2 separate regions of the Mus musculus genome follow, and region 2 is linked to region 1. A link is a loop called in an ENCODE intact Hi-C map of the cell type or tissue named here. Cell type or tissue: heart. All regions are shown on one strand. Links, peaks and the distances in the headings refer to the core of each region. The heading gives the core; the rest is flanking DNA.

Region 1 (10,500 bases), core at 4,588-7,087:
TAATTGAGGGGCAGACAAAGTGACAAACCAGAGTAAGATTTAACAGAATGAGTTGGAGATAGGTTATGCCTAACTCTCCCTAGAACAGCAGAGGAAGGAGAGACTGCTTAAGAGAACAGTGCAGAGAGAAAGAGGCAGGAGACAGTTTTACTGGGATAGTTTTACAGAGACTGGTGGCAAGTGAACACAGAATAAGCCCGAGAATAAGAAGGAGGCAGAAGATTAGAACAGATTGCCAGAGTTAGTTTGAGACCAAGGAGAGCAATCCAATCAGAAGGTGAGAGAAGCCAGCTTGAATCAGTCAGCGTGGAAAGAGCTTGAGCCACAACAGCTGAGTTGAACCAGCCAGCCAAAGTTTACAACGAACTGGAAAGGGTGAGATTATTCAGCAGTAAGCCAGGAGACAACAATCACATCTGGTGAACCAAGGCTACATTTACAAGTAAGGAAAGGGTAATTAATGCAAACTATATAAAGCGCCTCTGCTGGAGAGACACATGTTTATGTAATAGCAGAGCATAACACAGACCTGAGAAGAAGCCACCTCTGGTGCTTGGCAGCTTCAAGACAACTTTCACTTATGTAACCATGCCAATCAATAACTCTGTGGTGTGAATGGTTGAGACCACAGTCCTGAGTCAGATGGTGCCCATTTCAAGGCTTTGGTCTGAGGCACCATGCTGGGCCAGCGAGGTGGGAAAGGCACACAGCAGGGCGTACAAATGGAGCAGCTTGTTCTAGGAGGTCAGAGTCTCTTAGCATAGGTGGGTCAGCATATGCATAGCTCCATCTGGCCTGGCTTACGAACTTATCCATCTATAAAGGATCAAGGCCAGCTTTCCCACTTACCACCTACTAAATGGAAAATAATTATACAAAGTGAAGGCACCTGGATGCTTCTAGACCTTTCTTAAGTATTGTCAGGTTTAGCACCTATGTTTCTGTTTACTTAGAAACAGAAACAATCTTTTACATTACGATTTCTCTCTCTGGAATGTTCCAGTAGTTATACAGTAGCCACTTACAACATGGGACACCAATGGCCAATGTCAAGCTAGAGAGAGCCAGTCTGGGAACACCAGCAGCAAAGATGTCGCTGTCCACAGCAATCATTGTCCCTATATTGCCAATGTCCACTGTGGGCTTGCTGGAGGTTGCACAGAGCTGAGAGGAAGTTGAACAAAGAGGCTGTGCTAGCTGGGCACTTGGGCAGGAGTAATACTCCCTGAAGCTCATATTTAAGCACTGACAACTGTCAGGTGACTCTAGATATGGATACAGGACCCTAGCACACCGAGCTTGTTGAGCAACTTCTTCTAGGGAATTTTAAAGAAAATGTCTAATCCTTTCAGATAGGTCATTGGCAGACTGAAGAAAGGGCTCCATTCAAGCTCAGCTTGGTGAACCTCTGAGTTTACACACAGGAGTATCTCTGGCTCAAAAGCATCCACACCACTAAGAAGTCCCACCCCAACATGAGTGCTTCACACCAAGGAGTCCCACCTTTGGCCTGTCTTCCATGTCTGATATATTCTAGCATCTCCCTCAGAATCACGTGCAGCTGGAGGAAGAGAGAGTGGGAGCTAGACCCTCAGATGGGAGTCTCCCAGCAACATAGTTCCAGGAAGCAATGCTAATGGCCTCATCACCACTGCTGTAGACCTGCAATTCACTGATTGATTGCCTTGCTCTGACTGCTGAGAGCACAATGCTCTGTATCAGCCATTCATTCCTGATGGTGGTGGTCATGTAAGACTCAGAAGCAATAGCTTTGCCACAGGGCCCCCTCTTTATTCTATGTTTGAAGCTCACCGGGTAGACATACAGGAAGATGGGTATAAGAACATCTCACACTGACCCAGGCAACCACATGGACCAGTGATGGGCTCTTGGACTAAACTAAGCCTTGGTTCTGTTCATGGCTTCTAGTGCTTGAGCAGGGTGCATCCTGGCCTTGCAGCATTGACCTTCTAATTGGGTTCGGTTTTGTTGGAGGGAAGCTGAGGGAGTAGAAAATAGGATCAGATCTTTACCACGTTCCTTACATCATTGTTAACCTGACAGCTCAGTTCACAGTCACCTCTGGGATGCAGTAGATTCCATGGACCCAAGTACCACAGTCCAAATGTACATCATTCAACTCATGTCATAGGTCATCCATTCCTCAATGGAACAAAATGTTTTTACTTGAAAAGTAGGGAGGGAGGGAAAAAGGGGGGGGGAGAGAAAGAGAAAGAGAAAGAGAAAGAGAAAGAGAAAGAGAAAGAGAAAGAGAAAGAGAAAGAGGAAGAGGAAGAGGAAGAGGAAGAGGAAGAGGAAGAGGAAGAGGAAGAGAAAGAGAAAGAAAGAGAAAGAGAAAGAGAAAGAGAAAGAGAAAGAGAAAGAGAAAGAGAAAGAGAAAGAGAAAGAGAGAGGGAGGCATGGATAATTGAAATACAAACACCTACTCACCTCCCTTCCCCTTATATAAAACTCACTCCCTCTGGACTACTTGCAAAGATCTTAAGCACATTTGTGCCTGAGGATTTCCACCCTCAGGAACATCCTCACTCTGAGATCCCCTGGGAGACTTGCAACCTCCCCATGTGACAAGTACAGACACTAGTCAGAGGAGAGAGTCACTGACACCACAGCATGGCTGCCTAGGCAGGGCTCATCCCTTATGAGCACAAACCAGGGTCATCTCCTCTGACTGGAGAGACTGGGGTGGACTTGGGCAAACACCCGGGTCAGAAATGAGCTGAGTCGGCTTCCCACATCGCCACTAAGCTTGTCTATGCTTAACAAACCTTGCAAGAGTCTGTCACCATCATAGGCCTGGATCAGAGTCTTGAGAACTATTAGAATTTCTAGGTTCTTGTTGGGGAACAAAGACTTGGTCCAGGGAAGCATGGGGAGCAGTAGAAATAGTTTATTATGAAAGAGAAAGGTGTTCCTGAAAATGCACGTGGGCCGGAGAGTTGGGGAAAATCCTAGAGTCCTGGCCCGGGGCAAGAAGAGTCCTCCTTTTATAGGTCATTTACATAGCCACGCCTTCTATTTTCTTAACTTTTATCCTGGTTAGAGGTTTCCATGCCCCCCCCCCCACATTGGTTTCTTTTACAGGCCCTTCTTGATGCCTCTCCATCTGTACTGCTTCATAATCCGTCTATCATGAGCTCCGCTTTTATTAGCAAACTTGAGACTGCATCTTCCAAACCATTACAGAAACCTGGCCCTGGTGTTTGTTCCTGGAGGGTGAAAACTGTGCTGTGGACTTCAGCGTGAGCTGCAGAGAAGTCCCTAGAGACAGAGCAAAACACAAGCTGAAGGTCTGTTCAACTCACACCCATCTCTCCTTCCCCTTCCCCATAGCTCTGCTTCCGTCTCCCGAGAGGAGAGGAAAAGAATGATGGCCCCAGTTCAGGATGCTGCCAGGATAAAGCTTCTTCCTCGAGACCTGCTGGAAGCCATGCAAGCCTGTTCAGGAGCTGCCTCCGGCTCTGTCAGGCCACCAGCTGTGGGCTGTGGCTCCCTGAAGAACAGCCTGATGAAGGACATGGTGTTTATTAGCAAAATGAAGATAGACGTTGAGCCAAGTGTGTTGAGAACTCAGCCAGCTCTTCCCACAGCCCACATCCACTGCTTTGGCTCTGCTCTTCCAAAGCAAAGATGGCCAGGGAACATCTAGGATGTAAGGCAGAATTATTTGGGGGTGGGGTGGAGGTGGGGGTGGGGGAGAGATACAGGAACCTACCTGTTTTTAATAAAAGAAAAGTCTTGATTTGAGAGATAACTTTTCAGCTGACCCCCTCCCTCCCCCGTTTGGAGCTGTGCAGTTGCTGGACCAGCTTCATCCCATAAGCCACCTACCTCCAGACCTGAGATTGCTTTAGACACCCTCAGAGAAACTCCTCAGAGAAATCTCCAGGCCAATCTCCTCACCAAAACTCTATAAACCCCCTTGCTTTAAGCCTAAATGTGTGACTTCACCTGTGAGGTGGGTGAACCCACCCAAGAGAACTGCCTCCTAATAGACCTGCCTTTATCTACTTTTTTTAAATCCCATCTAATCTGGCCTATATACTCATGGGGGGGGTGAGGAAGGGAGGGAGGGAGGGAGGGAAGGAGGGAGGGAGGGAGAGAGGGAGGGAGGGAGGGAGGGAGGGAGGGAGGGAGGGAGGGAGGGAGGGAGGGAGGGAGGGAGGGAGGGAGGGAGGGAGAAAAAGAGACTAGACTATTATACAGGACCTCAGCAGTCCTGGTCTGCCAATGATTGTTTTTAGTCCAAGTTGGAAGGCCAAAGAATTGCAATGGCAGCAAGAATAAATGCATCCATCATCAAGAGAGAAGGTTGGCGAGTAACATTGTTTCTTTCTAGCTGGCAGGTAAGTTTGTTTCTTTCTTTCTAGCTGGCTGATAACTTTGTTTCTTCCTGGGAAGACTTTGTATCTGGGCTACTTGAGGATGGTGACACCCCCTCTGTGGGAGGGGTTTCCCCTCTCCCTTATCATTCCTGGCAATGCCTCACCGTCCTGTTTGTGTTGCAGAGCGGGGACAAAGCATCACCATGCTACCCCACCACCCTACCTTGGCACCCTGTCATCTTTACACCACACATAGCAAAGGAGCCACCACACCTGCGATTATGTTACTCCACAGAGGCTCCAGGAAGATTGGAGAACCACTGCAAAACTCCTTCAAAACGTATGCATGCCACACACGTACCACAGACGCTCAGAACCATCCTGCCACCCTGCTTTGGTGGCAAAACATTGAAGATCTGGATGGAGCCAGGGCCCTGTGCTTTCTCCCTCAGGGAGAGTGAGCAGGAGAATTTCTGCCAGCGCAGTTGCACATATGGGTGTGGAAGGTCCATGGAGCATAGCACTTGCCAGGGGCTACCACCTTGATTCCATGATCAAAGGGGAGCCTGGCTCTGTCACTCAGAGCAGAAAAGGAGAGGGGCAGAAAGCCAAGAACAGTAAGTAGCTAAATCACAGGTCACCTGTAGTAGTGAGGATGGGAGTCCAGGCCTTGCTGTCTTCACCGACTAAGGGCGTTCTATAGGCTTGATGTCCACACCCTCAACCTACCTTCTGCCCACGCCTGCTCCGAAAAGCGCAATGTCAGACACAATGGGAGCTTTATGGACATCTTGTCACCTCCACTCCCTGATACAGGTTCTGGGCCTGACTGTTTCCACAGTCTGTGACAGTTCCAAGTATTTGTGCCAGAGAGCTGAAATAAACAGGAACACCCCACCTAGAACAGATGGGCTAACATGTGGAAGAGAGTGTGGGGGAGGCAGGGGAGGGTAGAAGAAAAACAGATAGAAGACCAAGCCACAGATGAACAAAAAAGTTAGCTTATCATTATTCAGTTTGACTGAGAGTAGACGTGTGACAATAGACGTTCCCAAGCCATTCCAAATGTCCACACAGAGTTCATAGGGCATTAAGATGTATTTGCCTTCAAAGAGACATGGGGCTTGAACTCCAGTGTGCAGGTCCCATCAGGACCCTGGGTAAGAGTTCCCAGCACCTATATCAGACATGCACAAAACTAACTCTCTCTCTCTCTCTCTCTCTCTCTCATTTTTTGAGACACGGCCTCACATTGTATCTTGAGATGGCCTTGGCCTGGCTGAAGATATTTAAAATGATCTTCAACTTCTCATCCTTTTGCTTCCCAAGTGCTGGGGTTAGAGGCCAAGCGCCACCAAGCTTGCATCAGCTGGCCTTCATGCTAATCTGCGAAGGGCTCAGCAGGGTTATCTCGAAGCCACCACTGTGGCTCCTTTCCTCCCAGCTCTGGCCTTTTTCTGCCCATCTCTCCTCGTACGTGACTTTAAAGCAGATGCCTCATCAGCAGGTCTGTAGGCTTCTGCAATTGATTCGCAATGAGAAAATGTAACTCAGGCCCCCTCGCGGCCATCTGAAGTGACCTTCAGGAACAGTCTTGTGGCTGGGAGCTTGCAGCATCCTGGAACCTGACGGTAACGGTAACGATTGTTTCATCGATAGAAGCCTTCTTGCCTTGTCTCTCAGAATGCGGATCCTGGAAGGAATAATACCAAGGAAGCCCTGATCCCAGGGAGGAGCTCTGCACATGGCAGTGTCCACTTTCATTCCAGACTCCTTCCCTTTGTTCATGGGCTTCTAGGGCTGAGATCTTTCCGTCCATCAAAAGCTGTTTCTTGTGTAGAAAGGGCTGACATTCACTTGACTACAAATGGCTAAAGTGTGCTTAATTTTTTAATATGTACCTTATTTGTTGTTTGAAACATTTATACATGTGTTCTGGTTTGCTCTTCTGCTCCTGTGATAATTATCAGGACCAAAAGCAACTTAGGGGAGAGAAGGATTTATTTGGAAGCTCACATTTCCAGGTCACAGTTCATTCCTAAGGGAAGTTGGGCCGGAACTGAAGCAGGAGCTTGGCACAGAACCTACAGATGAATGGTGTTTGCTGACACACTTCCTGGCCTATGCCATTGGCTTTCTCAGACAACCTGCCCAGGCCCACCTGCCTAGGGATGACACTGTCAAAAGTTCCTCAGCTGGGGGTGGGACTTGGTGAGTGCTTCTCCTGCCCATGATGGAATTTTAGCTGGCTTGATCTTGTGCAGGCCTTGTATAGGTATCCAACTGACGGTAGACTAGAGCAGGACACAGCTTCCAGCCATATTCTGCACCCCTGGGAAAGTAGTATATCTGTCTAGCATCCGTTTATCCAGCTGTGGAGCAGGAGTCTGTGACGCTGCCTACATGCCACTTCTGTGAGAAGATGTGAATGATATCTGCAAAGGCCAGGCCCAATGCAAACCTTGGCAAGCATCCTTGGCTGTTGGAAAGTCATTGGCTTTCAAGGCTGATGCTGTAGGTGAATAAAGATCTAACAAGGGTGCAGGCCATGGAGGATAAGCAGAGGCCTCCACAGCCTCCTGAGGAGACCTGCTTTCCCATTCTGTTCTATCTGCATCTCCCTGCTGCAGTTCTAGGGGCCGCAATGCTCAGTAACGTTCCCCAGAGAGAGCTATGGCATTGTTCCTCTAGAGCCAAGCTAACCTCACCTGGAGTACTGAGAAGGAGGTCTGGCCATCTGCTCTGTCTTCAGAGAGGACCGAAGACAGTATGCAAGGGGAGGCATAGGTTCCAGGCCATATCTCTCCTGGAGAGCAAGCAGGTCATAAAAGGACAGTGCTGGGAGGTCAGGACACCCAGTTGTGGAGACCACTCAGCTGGCTATGTTGGGGTTTGTTGCATGTGCTCATACATGTGTACATGTGTGTGTGCACACGTTTGTGTGCATGCATGTACTTATGTGCCTTCCTTCCCCCTCTCTCCCTCCTTTTCTCTCTGTCTCTGTCTGTCTCTCTCCCTCTCCCTTTCTCTGTCTCTACCTCTGTCTCTCTCTTTCACACACTCACATACTCACAAACAGCTCAAGGGACACTCATAAGGACACGAGGTACGGGAGCTACAGACATCTATCTATGAGTCTCTGAGGCTGTGAGGTCATGAGGCAGGAGGAGTGCAGCCTCTCCCAACAGCAGCTCTGTAGTTTACTCTGGTGTGTAAATCTCAAATTCAGTGAGTAGTCAGCCAGGTAGGGGTGGGGGAACACATCAGCCTGCCAGCTCACAGGTGGCACTCCAGTGGTATCCTAAACCCTGTGCCCTACCCAGTCCCATCTGTGAGCCTGGCCCTTCCTCTCCCAGGTTGCCCTCTCACTCAGATCGACACAGCTTGACTCCTTCACCACCCGTGCTTGCTCTGCTTGTGTAAGGTCCCTCCTCAGACAGCCTCCTCCAGGCTGTGCCTCCCACCCTTGGTCTCTACAGGTCTCTTCATCCATCTAGTCTGTGTCTGCCTTCCTCAGACTGTGACACTCACAGAGCAGAAGCAGGTTCCCTTTGGCCTCTGCTTCTTTAGGGCAGAGCCAGATCTCCCCCTGTCCCCATGCTGGGGACAGATGAGGCATTGACTTCTGACCCACTGCTTTACTAGGTATTTAGGGAAGTCTCCAGTGTCGGGCAGGGATGGTCAAATCTGTAAGGCCTGGACACTTTGATTGAAACCCTCATCAGCAGGGCTGGGTCTGTTAAGGACTCAGGTTTTTCTATGACGAAATAGCGGAGGGTGGACTTATAAGAAGACAGGGTTATTTTGGCGCATGGTCTCCTCGCAGTCTCAAGGCAGGGAAGCCATGGCAGTGGGACCTTACAGCGAGCTTCTCACAGATGGCAGATGGGGAAGTAAGAGAGAAGCAGGTATGCACCCTGCCCCTCCTAAAGGCTCTACAAAGTCCCAAGACAGGGCCACCAGCTGGGGTCCAAATGTTCTAACATATGAATTTGTGGGAAACATCTCCATGTCCTGCAAGCACCTGCCGCCCCTCTGTCACTTTAGAAGGTTCTTTTGACCTTCAGTTCCAGCATTTGTCTGGAAAGGTCACTCCAGGGGGACTCTATTTCCAGCCCAGAGCTGGCTGCCAAGGAGGCTTTATTTATGGACTGTATTTTGATAGTGTTGGGGGTTTGCTGCCTCCGGGGATTTGGGTAGGGCTGGCCTGAGGCAAGCCAAACCTGGCTTCCCTCAGGTCCTCCGGGAGCCAAGCTTTAGCTTGGCTGAGGTCTGATAAGCCTTCAGGGCTGCCTTCTCTCCTTTCAGGACTGGACCCAGACCAGTTCACTTCCTGCTGGGCTGGGAACCCTTGAGGCCTCCCTCCAGGGAACTGCATTTCAGAGAGAGAGAGGGAAAGAGAGAGAGAGAGAGAGAGAGAGAGAGAGAGAGAGAGAGAGAGAGAGCCCTTCTTTCTCCTCCTCCACTCCTGGCTGTGCAGTTCAGACCTGGGTCTCTAAGGGCAAAACTCACACCCTGTGCTTGCTCACACTTGGCAGCCAGGCCAGTCCAAGAGGCCATTTGGCGTCAACTTGAGGAAGTCAGTCTCCAGGTAATGTGTGAGAAAGTCTGGAGGGTCCACTGCTGCCATCCAGGCCCCAGAGTAGAAGCAGCTCAGGACTCCAAGACCCTAGAAGCAGTAGGAACTGAGAGGAGCCACAGCTGTGGCTCTCAGTGAGCAGGAACGTCTTAGGGTTTCTAGTGCTGTGATCAAACACCTTGACCAAAGGAAACTGGAAGAGGAAAGGGTTTGATTCTGCTTATACTTGCGGGTAACTATCCATCACTGCATGGAGTCAGGCAGGAGTAAAGCAGGAACTTGGAGGCAGAAACTGAGACAGAAGCCACGGAGGAGTACTGCTATTGTCTTGTTCCTGGTGGTTCGTTTTGCCTTCTTTCTTTTCTTCTACCGTCCAGGATCCCCCGGGATGGGCCTATGCACATCACCCATTAATCAAGAAAAGGTGGCTCAGTGGGTAAGAGCACCCGACTGCTCTTCCGAAGGTCCAGAGTTCAAATCCCAGCAACCACATGGTGGCTCACAACCATCTGTAACGAGATCTGACACCCTCTTCTGAAGACAGCTACAGTGTACTTACATGTAATAAATAAATAAATCTTTAAAAAAAAAAAAAAAAAAGAAAAGAAAAGGTTCCACAGACCAATGGGAGTTGTGGGGGTGGGGAGGGCATTTTCTCACTTAAGGGTCCCTCTTCCCAGATGAGTCTTACCTGTCTCAAGTTGACATCAAAAACCAGCCAAGTCCCTGGGATCTCCGCAGAGCATGGGGAAGTCCCCAGGACGTACAGTGTCATAGCCTGTGGGAAAGCACTGCACAGCCATGTTTACTCCATGCCTCTCTATGGAGGACCAAGAAGGCCAGGGTCAAGGTTGCACTTCTGGGCCAGTTCTTCCTCATGGGTGCTTATGAAGGGGTTGGTGTGGAGTTGGGGGCAGACTGAGACCCAGAGGCACACATGGACTGACAGACGGACATGTCTCCGGTGCCTTAGAGGGCACTTTACTTCTCTGTTGTCCCTAACCCACTGGGACTAAGAAAGAACTTATTCCCAGCCCTCCCTCCGCTGGCAGGAAAGGCAACCCGCCAGGCCTTTCTCCTTCTATTAAACAAAGGAACTTGCACATGAAGGGCTCCCAGGAGACTGACTTAATCCCCAGCCAACTCTGGAGGGCTGTGACCTTGAGAATTATGGGCCTTCTGGAGCTGGCTGCCTGGGGTGTTCAGCTGAGTCACTGTAAGACCTAAACCTATGCATGCCCCTACCCCTGTCCCAGCTTGACGGCACCTCCTCCCACCCCTCAAGTCCCCATCCCCTTTAGTGCCCTATGCAGGGATCAGTGAGTTACAGCAGAAAGCGCTTCCCCTCCCCCAGCCAAGAGCCAGAGCGATTCATTCGGATTGTAAGTCTCATGGAAGTGAGGAAAATAAACAGCCTATCAATAATAAATGGAATGGGAAGTAGAAGCAAGCATGTCCTCAAGGTAGAGCCAGGGAGACAAGCCAACCAATTTTCTTTCAGTCACCCTCACGGCCCTTGATGGCAGGAGGATGGTAGTTCTGGAATGTTCCTCATCAGCTAGAGTCCCAGAACTA
Region 2 (10,500 bases), core at 3,801-6,300, 73 kb before region 1:
TGGAAGGGCTTCGGGCAGATGGATGATATGTTCCTGTTTATAATTGAATTCTACTCCATAAAATGTGAATTTATTTGATATCGGCCTAAGCATATTGAGATGAACTACCTCTTCATTTTTTTTTCAAACTTTCTCTCTGGTCTTTTTTTTTTTTCCTCCACCCTGATTTCTGTTACAAGAACATTCTAAGATGAAAGGCCAGAAAGTTAGCTTTTAAATCTGGCTGTAAACCCAATAAACCAACCAACATCAAGAGCCAGGACACCAGAGTTTTGTCCATGGTGACAAGATAACCCCAGAAACAAATCCTGCCCCAGCGCACGTTCAGTGCAGACAGAGTTTATAAATAGCATGGGGTGGGGAGGAGCTTCTTTGACCTAACTCTAAAGCAAGAGGCATGATCTGGCCCAAATTTTAAAAATAGAGGACTGTCCAAGAATAATACTACCTCACCGGGAGAGACTTTTTATCTTAGAAAGTCATAAAAAAAAAGAAAAAGAAAGAAAGAAAATAACATTTCTGCCAATCTCTCCTGTTGCATGCTGGGAGTGGCAGGGTTTATTGTCCATCTGTAAACCATGAGCAGATAGGGGCAGCCACGGGTCAAGCAAGCTCAGGGGAAGCCGTGGGAAGGTGGAGACATGGAAGCAGAGAGGGAGATCAACACCGCAGACTCAAGGGTGCTTCAGGACCATGTGTGAGGAATCCTCTCAGAGCTTGTTTCTGGAACAGCTCGGGTGTGTCCCTACGATGCCTTTCCAAGTGCAATCCCTCAGACAGTGCACTCCCCAGCCATGATAAGATGTCCCCCAAACCCAGCTCAAAAGGGGTCTTCTCCAGCACACCACTCTTTTTCCTGGTAGAGTCAATGACTACCTTCTGTTTTGTGTGTATAGCTCATCTTCCAGAGCTATAGCCCTTTTGTCTGTCTGTCTGTCTGTCTCACACACACACCTATAACTCCTGAGGCATGACTTGGCTGGCTATGGCTGTGAGGGATTCTGTTCATTGGGTTAACCGAGGTAGGGCAGCCACACTGAAAGCAGGAGATGTCCTCTTTCCTTGACCTTGGGTCCCGGCTGCATAAAGAGGGGAAAGCCAGCTGAGCTCTGTCATCTTTTCTCCCCAACTGTACATGTGATGTGACCAGCTGCTAAGAGCTCCTCCTGTCTTGACTTCCTTGACACAGTGGACGGAACCTCAAACTGTAGCTGAAGGAAACCTTTCCTTCTTTAAATTGCCTTATCATAATATTTTACCACAGCAACAGAAAAGGCAATGAAGACAGTGTCAAATCCTTAAGTACTCAATGGCGTGCCCCTGCCTCCCAACGCATCCCCTCCTTCTCTTCCTCTTCCTCTTCCTCCTCCCCCTCCCACCTCCTGGTATTTCCTACAGTCTTTCCACCTTATTTAACACAGTATCTCAGTGCACCTGGAGGGCTGGGCAGGAAGCTCCAGGCATTTTCCTGTCTCTGCCTCCCAGTGCGGGCGGTACATATCCTCAGCTTTTCTCTGGGAGCTAGAGATCAGAACTCAGCTCCTCCTGCCTGTGTAGTGTCTTAGGGTTTCTTTGCTGTGAATGGCCATGACTATGACAACTCTTATAAAGGACAACATTTAATTGGGGTTGGCTCATGGGTTCAGAGGTTCAGTCCATTATCATCATGGTAGGAAGCATGGCAATGTGCAGGCAGATATGGTGCTGGAGGAGCTGAGAGTTCTACATCTTGATCTGAAAGCAGCAGGAGATCGTATGCAACACTGGGCCTAGCTTGAGCATATGTAACCTCAAAGCTCTGACTTTCCTGTGATGTGCTTTCTCTAACAAGGCCACACCTCCTCCAATAAGGCCACTCCTCCCCCAGTAAGGCCACACATCTCCAATAAGGCCACATCTCCTCATAGTGCCACTCCCTATGGCCAAGCACTCAACACCTGAGTCTATGGCACCATTCCTATTCAAGCCACTATATGCAACAAACATTTTACCTGCTGTGCTACCTCTCTAGCCCCATTACTCTGCTGCTTGATAACCCGGTGACAGCAAGCCTTTCTCCATAGATAATTAGCTTGTAGCAAGCACATATTTTCATGCTATGAAGTTGAGGGAGAACAAAGAGGAATATGAAAACACTAACAACTCCCAAGAGACACCAGATATGGCAGGACATGGGGCAGATGCATTTCCCTGGATTGGGTAGTTGTTTGAAATTATTTTTGTATTTACGGGTTGCTCACTCAGACATACAGATTATAGAACACAGAGATTATATGCTGAGATGTCTGCTGTCAGACTGAATTACAGTGAGAGTTATCACAAAATCCAAATTATTAACTAGGATCTCCAGTGTCAGGAGGAAAATCACACTCCCCAAACATAACCAAACACATTCACATTCACTAGGTAGACAACGTTGACATTCACTAGCTAACTGTGACAGTGCTGATTTCTTCTTATTGGTTGTATATACACAAATGTATGGTTAATTTTAAAATGGGCTGTTGAGAATTATATTTTTGTTTCAGAAGATTATCTTTTAAGATAGAATCCATATAAAATAAATCACATATACCACATATACCACACACACACATGCTACATACACATATACCACACACATGCACATATACCACATACACACACTTCTCACATACACACTCACACACATATACCTCACACACTCACACCTACACCACACACACATGCCACACACACATACACTTCCCACATACACATACACACATATATACCACACACACACACACCACACATACACTTCCCACATACACACTCACATATATACCACAAACACACTTTCCACACACACACGTACCACACATGCACTTCCCACATACACACTCACACCCACACACATGCACATACAGTACACTTACATACCTCCTCCCCAACAGAACTAAACATAGGGTTGCCATCTGACCACAGAACTCATTCAAAGTGTAGTGAGAACTCTGGAATTTTGGTTTCTTTCAAAACACAGAAATATTGCAAATATTGTAAGGATGCGTTTTCATTTTAATCCCAGGTGTGGGATGTGGGGCTGCTTTGGACTGTCCACAGCAGCTGACTATGATTTGCCTCATGCTCTAGCAGAGCTGTGGTTTTGCCAGCTGCAGATAGTTTCTGTCATTGTGTGGTGTTTGGAATTCTGGGAACTTTTCCGAGGGTCTATAAATGCTAGGGCCCTGACAGGCTGTGCTTATTTTTGCCTGTGCACTGAGTTCTTATTGTGATAAGTCTAATTCTCAGGAGCCTGTACTTCTAATGGCTGCACTGGAGTGTTTTTAGCCCTCGCCTGGGATGGCAGTCCCTGCTTTGGCCACTAGGATGTGGTCATTCCTCCCTACACCACCACACTTCTGCTCCCCACTCCAGCCTAGAACAAGGGGCCTGTTGTCTGGTTCTGTCCTCCTCAGCATCCTGAGCCAAGGCCAGGAAAGAAAGCACAGCCTAGCCTCCACAGGAGCATGTACAAACTCTGTGGAGGTGGGAAGGGTCCCTGGGCTCTCCTCTCTGGATGCAACGTAAGTCTCTTCCTTGTTAAAAGTTTAAACAGCAATTGTAAAGCATCAGATTTAGGACGAATGCTTTTCCATGCACAGTCTGCCCTCTGCAGACCTCAGATCTCCGGGCCCGCTAGGTTAGCGTTAGCTGTGGCCTGGAACCCATTTCCTTTGCAGACTGTCACTAGTAGTTGGAGATTGTCCCTGTGAGATAAAGGAGCCTGTGCATGTGGCATGTCACATCATCTCTCTAGTCACTTTCCACAGTGTCCCCGTCTGTGGTGTATGCATAGAGATGTATAGGTACACACGTGTACACATATCTGCATGCTGGTGAATCACTCAGCATAACTGTTTTTAACTGTTTAACTTCCCAGGACACTGGGAGTTGCTCCGGAGACAGAGGCAGGAGGGGTCGTCTCTAAATTGCCACAGAATGACCCAAGGGAACAGGCTACTCCACTCTTTTCCCCTAAGCAATCTGTTTTCTGCTCAGGATAACTGAAGCCTCCAAGTCCCTCCCTGCGCCCGCCCTGCTCCAGTACCCCGCCCACTTTCCACCGGGCTCTGTTCATTTGGAAGGCTCGTGACCAGTGTGCGAGTTCATTATATTATCACCTGACCCTTCATCCCTGGCATCTGACAGCCTCATTTCCCGGAGCTCTCTTTTCTTCCAGTCTCAAGTTGATGTCTCAAGAGCCCTGTGGGCCTCAAACCAGATTCACAATTTCTTGATTTATTTCCCACCCATGGGCCTAGATAAATACTTCTAATTTTAGACGGGAAGTTCTTAATTTCCCCTTAAAAAGATATTATACTCCGTCCATTTCCCTGAAAGGAAGGCCCTGGCGCTTTCTAAGAAACTTTATAATAAAGGATTAAAACAGTAACTAGAAAACAAAGCAAAACAAGCCAGGAATTCCTCCGCTGGGAATTCCGCACTCCTGAGGGTTCTGACACGAGGCTTTTCTAAGAAGGGACCAGCATCTGGAACCCGCAGTACGCAGTGTCTGGCGCTGGGAAGGCTGTCCTAGAAGCAGTCTTTACACGCTGGCTTTAATGGAATCTCGGACTCCTGCAGGGGCTGCTTGTGTAAAACACACACAGAGAAAAAATCTTCTAAACAGAGGCAGGATGAAGGGAGTTCGTTGTTGAGCCTGACTTATTATGAATTTCATTCTCGTTTCCAGAACGCATGTATCTGGCTCTTGCCAGGGACACAGTTTGTGTTTGGGGCTCGCTAAGCGCTCTGAGAAGTCCCAAGTGAGTGTCTGAAAGCTTCATAGCGGAGGAGACTTGACTTTGGTTAGGGATCAAGTTCTCTGGCCTTGCCCAGCGTGGGAATCAGACAGCCGGATCTGGAAAATTGTGTTGAAGGTCAGACAGTAACCGGTAGTTCTAGCTCCAGGGAACCCAACACCCTCTTCTGGTCTCCATAGGCAACTACACTCATGTGCACACACATGTGAACAGAATTAAAGATAAAAGTGATGAAGGTAGAGGCAGAATGTCGGTTGGTGGTGGAGCGATTACCTAGCGTGCCCAAGGCTGGAGGACTCTCTAAGAGTCAGGGAAATTATATTGATGGTGGACTCAGAGCATGAAGACCACACAGCTGGCCTGCATTCTCCTCTTCTATAGTCTGACTGAAATATTTTATATCAAATATGACTTTACTGTTTTCTAGAATATTTCCCTCAGAAAAAGAAAAGAAAGCAATAAATCAGATGTGGAAACAAGGACACGATAGAAACCAACTGCAGGGACCTGGTGGCCCGCAGACTGGGGACAATCCCAAGACCCTGGGGTTTTGGTTGCTGCTGTCTGATTCCCACACTGGACAGGGCAAGAGCACTTGACCCACGCCAGCTGAATGCTGGCTCTTGTTTCCCACCGGCTGTGGAATTTGCAGACACTCTTTTCTGGCTTCCCAGAGGGGCTGGGGAGCCTCCAGCATGTGCTGTGACATTTATAACTCCCTCTGGAATTTCCATGTCCCCAGCCCTCGCCCAGCCCAGGGATGAATCATGGATTCTTAGACCAGCGAAGCCATTTTGGAAACAGCTGCCAAGGAGCAAATGCAGTCAAAAATAGCTCTCACTCCCTGAAAAATGAATGGCTTATTTTAAGAAGAAAGGGTGGCTTGAATCTGTCCTGCTTGCATCTTTATCTCCTGGGCACAGGGCCAGGGCATCCGAGAAAGGCTTGCCTGTCAAAGGGAATGGCACCTGCAGTGACATAGTGGTGCCCACGATGGGGCTACCATCTCTGGGCCAGGGCCAAGGGGTGAGGTATGAGCCGTCCTCCTGAGACCTGCATCCCAGGAGGCCTGGACCGTTAGGTATGAAGTTCTGCTTCCCTGGTAGGCCTGACATGCATTGCTTTCTTGTGGTTGTGGCCAAACATCCAACAGAATTCAGCAAGGAGCAGCTGGCAGTCAGGATGCAGCAAAGAGCTAATCAGGCAGGAAGTGGGAGCACTCAGGCAGGAAGTGGGAGCAGGCTATTGCTCAGAAGCCAAATGCCCATGCTCTTATACCTACCAGCTAGTCTTTAAGTCTAGAAGGTTCCACAGTGTTCCTCAAACAGCACCGCCAGGTGAAGACCAAATGTTCAAACACATGGGGACATTTCACTTTCAAACACTTCAGACCACTGGTCCTTGTCGTAGACTTGTGGGGTGGGCACAGTAGCTAGACGCATACAAGAGGAAGGCACTGGGCTTTGTTCCATCCTTCAAAGGGAAGTTAAGCTCTCCTGCTGCAGATGAATGGGTGATGGTGTCTTAGCTTAAGCTGTCAGGGAAGAAACTTCACTTGGCGTCAGGGTGATAGTTCCCCCCTCCCCCATTGTATTTGTCCTTGTGTTGTGAGGCACTGTAGCCAAAGATGCATGAAGGACTGATGTCAATCCTGCTGTGCTGTGTACTATGTGAGTAGAAAGAAAGGAAGAAAGAAAGAGAGAGAGAGAAAGAAAGAAAGAAAGAAAGAAAGGGAGATGGAAGGAAGCAAGGAAGGAAGGGAGAAGGAAGGAAGGAGGAAAGAAGGAAGTTATGATAGTTTCAAAGCAAAGCAAAGCTTGCACAGTACCAGCTAGTCCACATCCACACCCAATGATGTGAGAAATCCTCAGAAGGGAAGGAGCACAGAGCAAAGAGAGCCCCGAGGGAAGGTCCCACAGCCTGGGGCCAGCACTGTAACATCTGCTGGTTCCACAGAGAAAATGAGGTAGAAAACTGTGTTGCAAAGTATTCTGTGTGACTTTGATTTTTTTTTTAATATCCTATGTGAAAAACACACACCTGCACCCTGAATTCTGGCTTCTTCCGAGGGTAAGCTTGGCTTGCTACAACTGTGACATCTTCCTTACTTCTGTGTGCTTCCCTCTGTCACTTGGCCTGGATACTCACTCACTCACGGCTCCGTGAAGACATCAGGACGTTGGAAGGACTGAGGACTCCGTGATTGTCACAATCTGTGAGGTTCAGCTGGGGGTCCTCTTCTTTCATTGGGAGTGATAATGCCTTGCTCTCCTTCCTGGTTGCTGAAGCTCCTTGTCCCATTGCATTTACAGACACTGGTGGCTGGTATCTTCTTTCCCTTCATGCTAAGACATAACTGAAACTAAACCTGGAACGCTGGAATCCGAGATTAATGAATGAGGCGTTAGGAGTTACAGACACATGTATCTGCTAGCCTAATGAGCAGACAGTCTGCGAACACAGCCGCTCAAAGACACAGACCACGTGAATAGAATATGCTTCTCCATGGGGAAGTACTCTGAGGGAGCTCTTTCATTGAGTGAACTTAGGTAGAAAACACATTTCAATTTGGGATACAGAAAGAGAGACACAATGACCTAGGGTGTGGCTCAGCTGGTGGCTTGCCTAGCATGCGCAAAGCACTGGGTTTGAACTCCAGTATAGAAAGAAAAACAAAAGTTCCCCCCCCCCCAAAAAAAAAGATACAGTAGTGTCATGCCCAGGGCTGGAGGGGTGGCACAGTATTAACTACTGAGTTCTTGCAGAAGACCTGAGCTCAGTTCCCATCATCCACACAGTGGTTTCACAACCACCAGGAAACCCAGTACCCTCTTCTGGCCTCCATAGGCACTGGGCATACTCATTGTACACAGACATATGTGAGGGAAGAAAGAAATGCTGTACCCATGAGAATACCCCAGGGAGATACACAGAATTCAGAATCCAGCTCACAGTTCAGAGTGGGTCCATTCATATTGGCATGGGGTGTCGGGGACAGTGTTGTGGTTAGACAGGAGGCATGGCTTTTTGCCAGTTTGATTACCTCACCAACACGGTGAGCCCCAATTCTCCTCCAAGGGTGATGGCTATGCCCTCTTATTTTGTGCCTAGGCCACCCTGACAGCCACATGAGGCAGAGGTATGTTTCCTAAGCCTGTCAGCTCTCTAGCTAAGTGAACAGAAGCCCAGAGAAGGGAGATCCCACGGTGAGAGGAGGCAGCTTCCATCAAAGCACCTGAGCTTCAGTCCTGGGTGGTCAGGGTCCTGTACACTTGACCTTTAAAGCACGCAGTTCTACATGTGTCTCCTTTGGGGTTTCCTTGATTTTAAAATGTCTCGCCTCCTTTGTAAATCTCCCCAGAAGTAGAAGAAAAGAGCTTTGGTGATGAAGTGACAAGGGGAAAGAGAAGAAATCAAGGCTGGACCAAGCTGCATTCTCATGAGTATTCCCTTGAGACTGCTTTCTCTCAAGGCTTGACCCCTGTGTGGGAGCTCTTCCATATCATCTTTGGAATCTTTTGAGTTTAAAAAAAGGGGGAGGGGAAGCTGGGGAACTGGAGAGATGGCTGAGCAGCTAATAGAGTTTGCTGTGCAACCGTGAGAACAGAATTTGGATCCTAGCACCCACATAACAAGCTGAGTAATTCCTGTATACCTGGAACCAAGGCTCCAAAGCAGGCAGAGGCAAGAGGACCTCTTGAGAATGTCGGCTTTCAGCACAACTGAGGAAATATAGGCCATGGGGTTGAGGGAAAGACCCTGCCTCAAAGAGACAGATGGAGAGTATCTTAGTCAGGGTTTCTATTCCTGCACAAAACATCATGACCAAGAAGCAAGCTGGGGAGGAAAGGGTTTATTCAGCTTACACTTCCACATTGCTGTTCATCACCAAAGGAAGTCAGGACTGGAACTCAAACAAGGTAGGTAGGAACTTGGAGGCAGGAGCTGATGCAGAGGCCATAGTGGGATGCTGCTTACTGGCTTGCTTCCCATGGCTTGCTCAGCCTGATTTCTTACAGAACCCAAGACCACCATCCCAGGAGTGGACTTACCCACAATGGGCTGGGCCCTCCCCCATTAATGACTAATTGAGAAAATGCCTTACAGCTGGGTCTCATGGAGGCATTTCCTCAAGGGAGGCTCCTTTCTCTGTGATAACTCCAACTTGGGTCAAGTTGGCACACACAACCAGCCAGTACAGAGAGTGATAGAGGTGACACCTGGTGCCCTTTGGTGGCCCCTCTGTGTGCGTGCACTCACATACAGACACATGGCTGTGGTAGGGAGCCAGATAGATAGATAGATAGATAGATAGATAGATAGATAGATCGATAGATCGATAAATAGATAAATAGATGAATAAATAATAGGTGATAGATGATAGGTAGGTAAATAAGAAGTTGAATGGTTTTTAGACCTTTTATTGATTCTTTGTGAATTTCCCATCATGCACTCCAATCCCACTCATCTCCCTGCCCCTTCATATCTGCCTTCCACCCTTGCTACTACCCAAAAGTAACTATAGAAGCAAGCAAGCAAACAAACAAACAAAACACCAAACAAAACACCAAACAAATAAATCTCACTGTAGAAGCTGCGGTGTGTCAAGGTGTGTCTCACAATATACACTTCCACCTAAATAGCTCTACTTGCAAATGTTCCTTGCAATGAGGCATTGGTCTGGGTCAAGGCCTCTGATTCTGTCACACCATCAGTCCTGGATCCTCACTGGGACTCCTCTCTGACATCCTGTTGTCATGGAGATCCTGCATCTTTGGATCTGTGGGACTAGCTCCTTCACACACTCCAGCAGATCATAGATGGGGTAGATGATGGGGTGGGCCAACTCAAAGGCCTGGATTTGGGCCTGGGCGGAAGCTGATTTAGTCAGCCCACTGGCTCTCTTGTGCTTGCCTCACCAGGGCCTGAATCTCCTGTGTATGCATTACTGTGCTGCCTAGGTGAGGTGTGTGTGTAGGGGTACTGGGGGGCGGTGTTCTCCCAGTACTGTAGCCTGTGAGCTCTCCTATGCTGCTCAGGTGAGAGGCTGGGCCAGCTATCCTGAATGTGGTTGCTGATGAGCAGGCGCAGGTCAGCCCAGTGCTTAAGCATCAACATGACCTTAAGTGGCAGCCTAGACCAGGGACATCTGTACAGCACTTGGTGGTAATACAGCCCTCAGACATGGACATAGACCACATCTGTGATAGGACCATGGACTCAGACATGGCCCCCAATAGCCAAAATGGGCCCAGATGTCACCACAGACTCAGGTGGCTGTGCAGGCTACTCACACCAGTATGTCCCCTGGTAGCAGCATGACCCTCGATAACCCCATGGTCTCAGGTGGCAGTCTAGACCACCGACATCAAAATGGCCTTTAGTGGCAACATGGAGCACAGACATCAGCACACACCCCAGAAGCATTGTAGTAAGTCACATGACCCAGACATGGCCCTTGGCAGCAGCCCAGACCTTCCCATAGCCCAGGTGGTTGTACAGGCTCCTCATTATCTACTTGACCTCACTGCTGTATCATCTTCAGCTTTACCTCTCTATCCACAGAGCATGAACTGGTGTGGGACAGGTGTAGACGGCTGTGGGTGCCAAGTAGGGCTTCCAGGGTCGTGTGCAGCAGCCTGAAGCTGGTGCAAGCCCTGCCCCTGAACACACGGCCCAGCCATACGATTGCCTGGACTCTGAACCACAACAGAGA

Evidence for each region. Hi-C counts contacts between places; a loop is a spot of excess contacts. Peaks named below come from ENCODE experiments on the same cell type or tissue, not always from the same donor. Only the 100,000 strongest peaks of a DNase experiment are listed, where the experiment ranks them.
Region 2: a loop joins it to region 1, with 2.0 times the contacts of the local background. A loop is called at or near these places in 2 of 42 quality-filtered maps.

What each region holds. Positions count from the first base shown.
Region 1 is chr8:125,359,956-125,370,455 of GRCm38, forward strand. No RefSeq gene overlaps it. Among named protein-coding and RNA genes, the nearest start is that of Gm30713, 21 kb to the right of the region's middle. In heart, for the core only: a CTCF peak has its summit at 5,905; no DNase peak of the experiment used is centred there; H3K27ac peaks cover 1,382 bases.
Region 2 is chr8:125,287,598-125,298,097 of GRCm38, forward strand. No RefSeq gene overlaps it. Among named protein-coding and RNA genes, the nearest start is that of Gm30713, 93 kb to the right of the region's middle. In heart, for the core only: a CTCF peak has its summit at 4,955 (motif pointing left); DNase peaks (open chromatin) are centred at 4,104, 4,524 and 5,534; H3K27ac peaks cover 2,500 bases.